Linked DNA regions of Homo sapiens: region 1 is linked to region 2. The links are chromatin contacts, found by Hi-C or POLR2A ChIA-PET in ENCODE. All regions are on one chromosome and are shown on one strand. Each heading gives the region's core, a stretch centred on a gene start or an enhancer-like site at or near the end of the contact. The rest is flanking DNA. Distances are from core to core; before and after follow the strand shown. Region 1 overlaps ARID1B (AT-rich interaction domain 1B). Region 2 overlaps ARID1B (AT-rich interaction domain 1B).

Evidence for each region. A loop is a pair of places that touch in the nucleus more often than their neighbours do. ChIA-PET counts read pairs that join two places held with the same protein, here RNA polymerase II (POLR2A). Pooled maps may share reads with other maps.
Region 1: a pooled map shows a loop between it and region 2 (2.6-fold over the local background). The contact joins two enhancer-like sites. A Hi-C loop is called at or near these places in 2 of 168 maps with a recorded cell type or tissue (B cell and PC-9) and 4 of 50 pooled maps. POLR2A ChIA-PET finds 5 or more read pairs at or near these places in 7 of 52 experiments (B cell, GM12878, OCI-LY7 and 4 more).

Annotation. Positions count from the first base shown.
Region 1 is chr6:156,930,427-156,935,000 of GRCh38, reverse strand. The region is part of intron 3 of ARID1B (AT-rich interaction domain 1B); the gene reads right to left. Among named protein-coding and RNA genes, the nearest start is that of MIR4466, 150 kb to the right of the region's middle. Within about 2 kb of position 1,685, at least 11 of the 41 ENCODE cell types and tissues checked have a DNase peak (open chromatin) inside an H3K27ac peak, as active enhancers do.
Region 2 is chr6:156,974,788-156,979,633 of GRCh38, reverse strand. The region is part of intron 4 of ARID1B (AT-rich interaction domain 1B); the gene reads right to left. Among named protein-coding and RNA genes, the nearest start is that of MIR4466, 200 kb to the right of the region's middle. Within about 2 kb of position 1,558, at least 8 of the 41 ENCODE cell types and tissues checked have a DNase peak (open chromatin) inside an H3K27ac peak, as active enhancers do.

The sequences.
Region 1 (4,574 bases), core at 436-2,935, 45 kb after region 2:
AATTTTAAAAAGCAGTGAATAACAGCAGAAATATAAACTATATATATATATATATATATATATATATATATATATATATATATATATAATTAACAACTAAATTTATTATGAGACCATACCAAGTACTGTATTTGAGTTTTGCAGGAAGAAGACTAGTTCATAAAAACAGGGAGGGAGGTCAGCTGTAGCCAAACCAAACTGTCTTTAAACCCAGAGTGAACCCAGAGCAAACCAAAAGCTCCCTGGATTGTTGAATTCCGATTTTGGTCAAACTGCCTTTAATATTACCTCAAAAAGTTGAAATAACTAACGAAAACCTTACTATCAACTATATCTTAACAGGTCCTCTCAATTACCCACATAACAGCGTAAATCGTTATTAAGCTCATAGGATCCTGAGGTTTCTATAAAACCAATAAACACGCATATATAGAACTCCATATGTTCATGGGGCATAGTTTTCAGAGAACCATCATAAAGAATAAAACAACAGTGGGGAACAAAACACACCCAAAAAACCTGAATAGGCACAATAAACTTATAATTAACACGGCCTTTCTGGCATCTTGTCAAACACTCTTCCAAGAGGTATTCTGCATGGTTTCAGCATTGTGCTGAAATAATTAGCATATATAACCCAAATACCACACCACACCACATTTACTGTATACCAGATCTCTAGCTACCTGTGTATGCTCAGCTACTAAACATTCTACCATCGTTTCCCCCTGAAGTCAAACAGCAGGACAGAATTGTTAAATACTTATTATAGCATGTCTCAATTGGCACTGAAAGTTGAAGAACCAGTTTCTAATTGAAGAGAAAAAAAGAATGGAAAATATTGCTTTAAAATAAAATTATCTCCCTTCCCTTGTCAGTTCAAATATGTGTTGGTATTAAAGAAACATCATATACAAGTTCTACTTCTGTTAAGTCCCTGGAATATTGCTTTAAAAATTAATGTTTATTACTTGAAATCCTATAAAAAGCTTCTGCTGTCCCACCCCTTTCTTGCACACTTAAAATTACATGGCTTCTTAAGCCAGGAAACTTTGGAGCAATAGCTGGTACCACCAAGTACACAAGCTGTACAAACTGGATTTAACCAGCCTAGTGTTGGTGCGACCTGCTTTTCAACACGCTCTGAAATACAGGAGCGTGCCAATAATTCCAGCTTTTCACATGTAGCCCTTCTTCCCTTTAAATACATCTCCACCAAAAAAACAAACAAACAAAAAACAAACAAAAAAAGCCTCAGATATTTAACCTCTACTAGTAATGTACCCAGTTCATATCATATTTTTCTAAGAGAATTCAATGCTATTTGTCTAGGTTTTTATTTGATAACAATAAGGTGAGAGTAAGCACAGGCAATCCAAGGACACTTACAGAGTGGCTCTGCAATCTGGTTGCCAGCAGAGGGTGACAATTAAGCTTGTGGGGCACAAAAGCAAAGGCTGAAAGATTATGACCACTCTCCCCACCACCTTCCCCCTCAAACACCACGTTTCTTCCAGATTCTAGATTTCCACTTGTCACACAGACTTCCCGCTGGGTGCCCTGCAGGTTCCTTTCCATAAACAGCATGGATTTCAAATCAAGCAGGGCACAAGGCCTCTATTCAGGGGCCTTCACCCTGTTACAAAAAAGCACAAAGGTGCAGGACAGCCTCACAATGGGCAAACAAATGAGCAGGCCCCGCCTCCTCCTCCAACACACGTGCACACAGTGTCTGCCCAATGCCTACTTTTTTTTTTTTAAAGTAAACTTCAGCTAGGAAATAGTAACAGGCTCAAAAGTCCTATGCATATTACCCTTTTATGTTTCTTTTTATTTTCTCTTCTTCGCTCAATGAACTGCTTTCTAAAGAGGCTGAAAAAGATCATTACAACTATAGTGGATAAACATTTCAATTTAGACATCGTCCCCCTAAAATAAGCAACACAGACTAACAGACTATGAAAGCTATCAGAAAAATGTATTGTGGCCTTATATTTCACTCTTTAAGGCTTTAAAAGTTCAAAATAATTAGATGCCACCAAAATCTCAAATACTATTCCTAACCACAAGAAGCTTTCAGCTATTAAGTACAGTTGGAAATAAAATCAAAACAAAATTTAGTGAGAACTATTGAAAAGGAAACGTGTTCTGCCTCAGCTTATGTTTGAACATAAGTATTAATTTAATAAGGGAGCACATAGAAAAGGTGCCAAGTTTAAACCTAGAACAATCAACAACTACATATAACTTACAGTGGGACTATAAAGTCTGTTTGGCTGTTTTAATAATGATATAAAAATATTCCATAAGAAACTTGAGCTTTTTCATCTTAAAAAGCTATATTTATTTTTTGGTACATACTTATTTTCATCTCAAGAAGAGCAAATACACAGTAAAAAGGCAATGACAGTATCAGAAAATAAAGAATATGTTCAGCATCATATTTTATAAACAAAGAAGCACAGCTTTACACTTTAAAACATTACTGCCATCTTTGGTTATTTGTAAGTTTAAGCAGCCAGTGAACACCAGTGTGTAAACCAATATACACATATAAATAATTACATTTATCTGCTGTATAGAATGCCATATTGTGGTAATACTGCAATGCACAAGAACCAGGCAATGGAAATGAGGTTTCCCCTTTCAGAATTCATCAGTACTGTTTTTCTACATCTCACTCACAATCTTTTAACCATTGATGGACTCTGGCCTTAACCTTCTTTATGTTACGAGTCAAAGGTTAAAGGGAAACTGACTCACAAACAAAGGTGTGAAAAAAGTTTAGCGTAGTAGTAATTACACATTTGTTTCAGAAATTTTCAGTTTGGTATTTCTTCACCCCGCCCCCCCCCTTTTTTTTTTTTTTAAGAAACAAGGTCTCGATCTGTGGCTCAGCCTAATCATAGCTCACTGTAGCCTCTAACTCCCAGGCTCAAGCAATTCTCCTGCCTCAGCCCACCCATGCCTCCCTAGTAGCTAGGACTACAGGCACATACCACTATGCCTGGCTGATTTTTTTTTTTTTTTTTTTTTTTTAAGACGGAATCTTGCTCTCGTTGCCCAGGCTGGAGTGCATCGCGCAATCTCAGCTCACCGCAATCTCCACCTCCCGGGTTGAAGCGATTCTCCTGCCTCAGCCTCCCGAGTAGCTGGGATTACAGGCATGCGCCACCATGCCTTGCTAATTTTGTATCTTTAGGAGAGATGGGGTTTCTCCATGTTGGTCAGGCTGGTCTCAAACTCCCAACCTCAAGTGATCAGCCTGCCTCGGCCTCTCAAAGTGATGGGATTACAGGCGTGAGCCACCGTGCCCGGCCTAATTTATTTATTTTTTTAATATTTTGAGAGATGGGGTATCACTATACTTCCCAGGCTGGTCTCCAGCTACTGGCCTCAAGTGATTCTCCTGCCAAAGTGCTGAAAATCAGGAATGAGCCACTGTGCCCAGGCCTCTTGTAACAAATGTCGTAGACGCTGACTGAATGCCTACTATGGGCTTATTCCCTTTGCGAGGTACTTGAACATATCACAGTATGAAATGAAACATGACCAGGAGGAAAACACTAGTATCCCACTTCTACTACAGGAAAGGGTAAAGATAACTATTACAAGGGCCTAGTAGAAAGGCCAGGAGCAGGAGTGCTTCTGTTTTCTTTCATTAGGAAATGAATAAAATCCAAATAGCAATATGTAACTTTGAATAAAATGCAGAATAACCAAAACGTCAAAGACACTTTTTAAAAAATTAAAAAGGGAAAACATTCCCATGGTATAAGCTTTGAATTTTTTTTTTTTTTTTTTTTTTTTGAGACTGAGTCTCGCTCTGTAGTCCAGGCTGTAGTGCAGTGGGCGCAATCTCGGCTCCCTGCAAGCACTGCCTCCCGGTTTCAAGAGATTCTCCTGCCTCAGCCTCCCGAGTAGCTGGGACTACAGGCATGTGCCACCACACCTGGCTAATTTTTTGTATTTTTAGTAGAGATGGGGTTTCACTGTGTTGGCCAGAATGGTCTCTATCTCCTGACCTTGTGAACTGCCCGCCTTGGCCTCCCAAAGTGCTGGGATTACAGGCATAAGCCACTCTGCCTGGCCTAGCTTTGGATTTTTTTATTTACCTTTCTGCAATTTTTCAATGTGTTACCAAGTTTAAATGTGAATTTAAATCCTTTTTCCTTTATATACAACTAGAGCATATTTTCTGTAAACAGCACGTTGTTCAGCCTCTTAATATATTGTAGAGCTCATTCTATATCTGCAACTAAATATCTACTTTATTCTTTTTTTTTATGGCCACACAACATTGCATTATTTGTAGGTGGAGTAACGTATTTAACCAGTCACTTATTGATGTACATTTAGGTTGTTTCCAGTCTTCCGTTCTTCATACAGCACTATAGTAAGCATCCTTACGCATATATCTTCACATGAAAATCTCTGTAGCATCAATCTTTACAAGTGAAATTTCTGTCAAAGGGTTGTATATGTCCATTGTCACACTGCTATAAAGAAATACCTAAGACTGCATAATTTATAAAGAAAACAGGTGTAATTGGCTCACAGTTCTGCAGGCCGTA
Region 2 (4,846 bases), core at 309-2,808:
ATGGGCTGAGATGGAGCCACTGCACTCCAGCCTGGCGACAGAGCGAGACTTTGTCTCAAAAAAAAAAAACAGCAACAGCTGATTCAAATAATTCATGTTTATATTTCATGCAAATCACTAATGTCCCTGGACCACTGCCAAGCTCAAATTCAGGTAGATCAAGTAGTAATTTCCAATACTCCCACAGCAGCAAGGAATATAAACAGCATTGTCCTGTCCTCCCAAACTCATCACTGGGGCAGGTAATTTCTCCCCATGGCAGGATATGAAGAGTTTAAAGCTGAGTCAGTTCACCTAACACCATATTCTGAATAAGGAAAACAAGATTCACTGGAACCTGACCTAGAAAGGTAAGTTTCCACCTAGGCATCTCAGCAGTTACTTTAGATTTGTACTGTATTACATGCACAATATATATATTCTTTGCAAGGTTGAGATCCTTGTCAACTGAGAACTTTCAAATGACTCTGTCACCTGGTAAGTATAGAAACAGTAATAACAGAACTGCAAAACAGAAAAGTTCTTAAATCACAATCTGGAAACTTTATCAGCACTACTAGCGCTTTCAGGATACTTCACTTTACAGAAACATAAGCACTGACGACACATTTAAATCTTTTATTCATTAAGCAATTCAATAGCATTAAAATGGATTTATCAGCCTTAACTGAAAAAATGTAAATGTATTATCATATACATTTGAGTCAGCAGCCATCTGGATAGAAAATGGAGAGAAATTTGGAACAAATGGAATAACATACTTTGATTCTGCTATATTGAAGGCTAAAAGAGTATGTGGCTAGAAAAAGTAATATATCACATTTAAATATAGTCTACTGGAAAGTAAAGTTTATGGTAATTCTTTTTACACTAATAAAACCCCAAATTATATTCTCTTTTGAATCATACTAACAAAGATACTCTACCATGAAACTAAATGAGATTTTAAGTAAAGACCCACCTAACAAAACAACATACTAAAAATAACTTCTGTATAACGACACAAAACAGTCTCTAATAATTTATATCACACAAGAACAAAGGTTTTCATGGTGATGAGATGGATTCTACACTGTATAAAGGGACTTCCATATGTTTATTCAACAAAACTCAAGGAAGATACACAAATTCTGTCCATAACAGCTATGAAGAAATCAAAATCCTGTTTCCCTTTTGTTAGATTCTATTCTCCTAATATTCATTCCTGTCACAGGGACTGCATTTATTTCCCCCTTAAAAAATAGAAATAAAAATCTGGACAAGATCTGTGGTGCAATCATTTTCAAAACACTGACCATCAACAAGGATCTTGGTCCCTGAGAGATGGGAAACAAACCAGGTGAACCCTCTGACTGCCCCAGCAAACTGCCTGGAACACATTTCCAGGCCAAGGTGCTGGGAGCAGAAACCAGGCAGAGTCTGGAAATGGAGCTGGGAATCAGAGGTCAATAAGAGGATGGTGTTTTCAGGGAAGCGTAAGAGACAGGGAAAGCCACCCAACAAGAACGCTCCTGGTATTGGCAGTCTTCCCTCCCATACTCGGCAGAGTCACGTTCAGCCTGTGTGTGTGAAGAAACCACGTGAGGATGGGGAAAGAAGCACCCAAAAGGATTAGAAGAAGAATCCTCAGGGCTCACACAGAAGAGTTCCTGCTCCCACCCGCCAGAGAGGGAAAACCACGCAGAGCCCTTGGGAGGAATCTGCCCGAAAAGTGGGCAGAATCAGTGCAGACCCTGCTTACCCTGTCCCACCTCCCAAAGCTTAAAGTAAGACCCAAAAGGATCAAGCTGTTTCCAAGTAATATGCCTGGGTCCCAGACTAAAGTTCAAGGATGTTTATAGGAATAAAAAGAAAGATACCCAGTCATCAACAAGGTAAAATTCACAATGTCTGGCACACAATAAAAATTACCAGAAAGCAAAGAAGCAAACAAAAACAAAAGCAAACAAAAACAAAAGACCCCAAATGAAGAGAAAAATCAGTCAATTGAAATGTACACAGAACAACAAAGACAATGGAACTGAAAGTCAACAATATTAAATTAGTGTAACTATATTCCACATGTTCAAAAAATATAGAAAAAATGTGCATCTTAAGGTAGAGATATGGAAACCAAATCAAATAACCCAAATTGAACTTCTAAAGCTATAAACTTTAATGATGCATGTAAAAAATACATTTTCACTTTTTCACTGGATAGATTTAATGGTAATTTTTAAATGAAAACGAATAAGCCTGAAATTGAAGACACAGCCCACAAAGGAAAAATAAAACACAAAGAGAAAGAGACTTCAGGGTAGGTCTAATATATATATTTAGTTAGAGCTGCTGTTTAAAAAAAAAAAAAAAGAGGAGACAGGATAAATATCTGAAGAAAAAAACTGACTTGAATTTTTTCCAAATTTGATAAAAACTGTAAATCTACAGATATGAAAGTCAATAAAACACAACCAAAAGACACACAAAGAAAACCACACCAGTCCCATCATAATTAAATTTCTTAAAACCAAGGAGAGAGAAAAATCTTTTTTTTTTTTTTTTTGTAAATATGTATTACATCCCTAGAAAAAGAATTCCAGGATTTTCCCTGCTGTGTGTTTTCATCTTGCTTCCTTATGGTCCATGATGCCAGCCGAGGTTGTCAGTGCAATGAAACCAAACTGGCAGGATGGAAGCAGATTATTCTGCCATTTTTCTAGATCTTTGAGTTGCACATCAAATCTGAGGCTGATCACTCCACACTTGTTTAGCCCGCCTGTGAGGTTCACAACAATTTTCCCAGCTCTGTGATCATCAATGATTTCAAATTTGCCAATGTAACTGAGTTAGGAGTTTTTCCTGCCGATGGGTTTGTGGTCTCGCTAACTTTGATGAATGAAGCTGCGGACCTTCACGGTGAGTGTTACAGCTTAAAAAGAGTCCACGGACCAGGAGAGTGAGCAGCAGCGCAGTTTACTGAACAAAGTGAAAGGAAAGCTTCCACGTGGTGGAAGGGGACCCAGAAGGGTTGCCGTTGCTGGCTCGGGTGACTAGGGCTTATATCCCTGTGTTACCCTCTCCCCTTTCTTTCTTTTTGTCCACTGAGAGTGGTTCTTTTTTCAATCCTCCCTTGGAGTGGTTAATTTTGAATCCTTCACTCGACTGGTTAAGAACTCAAAATCCTGAGTCACCGGGGTCTCTTGCAAAAGTCCCCCGGCCCAGGAAGTCCCCCCAACTCCACCCCGCATAATCCGTGCTGCATCATCACAGTGAGAAACGGGCAATGACCTTGGAGCACAGCTTAAAAAGCACCTAGCGTTTGCCTCTTTTCGGCATTGTTGATGCTCTTGAGAATGTCAGCCAGGACATCCGTGTGCACTGTCAGGCCTCTGAGCCCAAGTTAAGCCGTCATATCCCCTGTGACCTGCACATATACATCCAGATGGCCTGAAGCAACTGAAGATTCACAAAAGTGAAAATAGCCAGTTCCTGCCTTAACTGATGCCATTCCACCATTGTGATTTGTTCCTGCCCCACCCTGACTGATCAATTGACTTTGTGACAATACACCCCCTCCCAGCCCTTGCGCTTATGTACTTTATGATATTCCCCCGTCCTTGTGAATGTACTTTGTACGATACACCCGCTCCACCCTTGAGAAGGTACTTTGTAAGATCCTCCCCCTGCCCACAAAAAAACTGCTCCCAACTCCACCGCCTATCACAAACCTATAAGAACTAATGATAATCCCATCACCCTTTGCTGACTCTTCGGACTCAGCCCGCCTGCACCCAGGTGAAATAAAAAAGCTTTACTGTTCACGTAAAGCTTGCCTGGTGGTCTCTTCACATGGACGCTCGTGACATGCACCACTGTGGTGGCATGGAAAGATGGGGGGAAGAGGAGAAAAATCTTAAAAGGAGTCAGAAAAAAACACATTACATCAAGAACAATAAAATTAAAAAGACTTCTTGCCAAAACAATGAAAGCCAGAAGACAGTGGACCAGTATCTTTAAGGAACTGAAAAAAAAAAAAAAAAAGAAAAAAAAAATACAGTCAAACTAAAATTCTATATCCGGTGGAAAAAAATGTCTTTTGAAAATGAGGCAGTTTCGCACCAAAAGCACAAGTGATTTTTAAAAATGGTAAAGTTGGACTTCAGCAAAATTAAAGGTATTTTTTTGCTTCAAAAGACACCTTTTAAGCAAGTGAAAAGATAAACCACAGCCTGTGAGAAAATATCTGCAAATCATATATATGATAAAAGATGCATATCCATGATATATAAAGAACCCTTAAAACTCAAGACAAAACTCCTCCAATTTTAAAATGGGCAAAATATTTGAATAGACATTTCACCAAAAAGGGTGTATAAATGGCCAATGCACACATTAAAAGATGCACATCATTGATTACTAGGAAAATGCAAATTAAAACCCCAGTCACATCCACAAAAATGGCCACGATGCAAAAGACAAAAGATAAGTGCTGGTGAGGTGTGGAGAGGAACACCGCTTATAAGAATGTAAAATGGTTCAGTCATTTGGAAAACAGTGTGGCAGTTTCTTCAAATGTTACACAAAAATCACACACCCCCAGCAGATTCCACTTCTAAGTATCTACTGAAGAGAACTGAAAATATGTCTACAGAAAGACCTACACATGACTGTTCCTGGCAGAACTATTCAAAATAGCTGAAAAGTGGAAAGAACCCAAATGGCCATCAAATGGTAGATAAAATAAATATGTGTAGTGGTGTTTATAAAATATTGAGATACTGAATGTATGACAACAACAGCAAAAAGGCAGAGAAGGGAGAGACAGTGTGTGCTGCTGTAAAGTTCATATACTGCATGTGAAGGATGT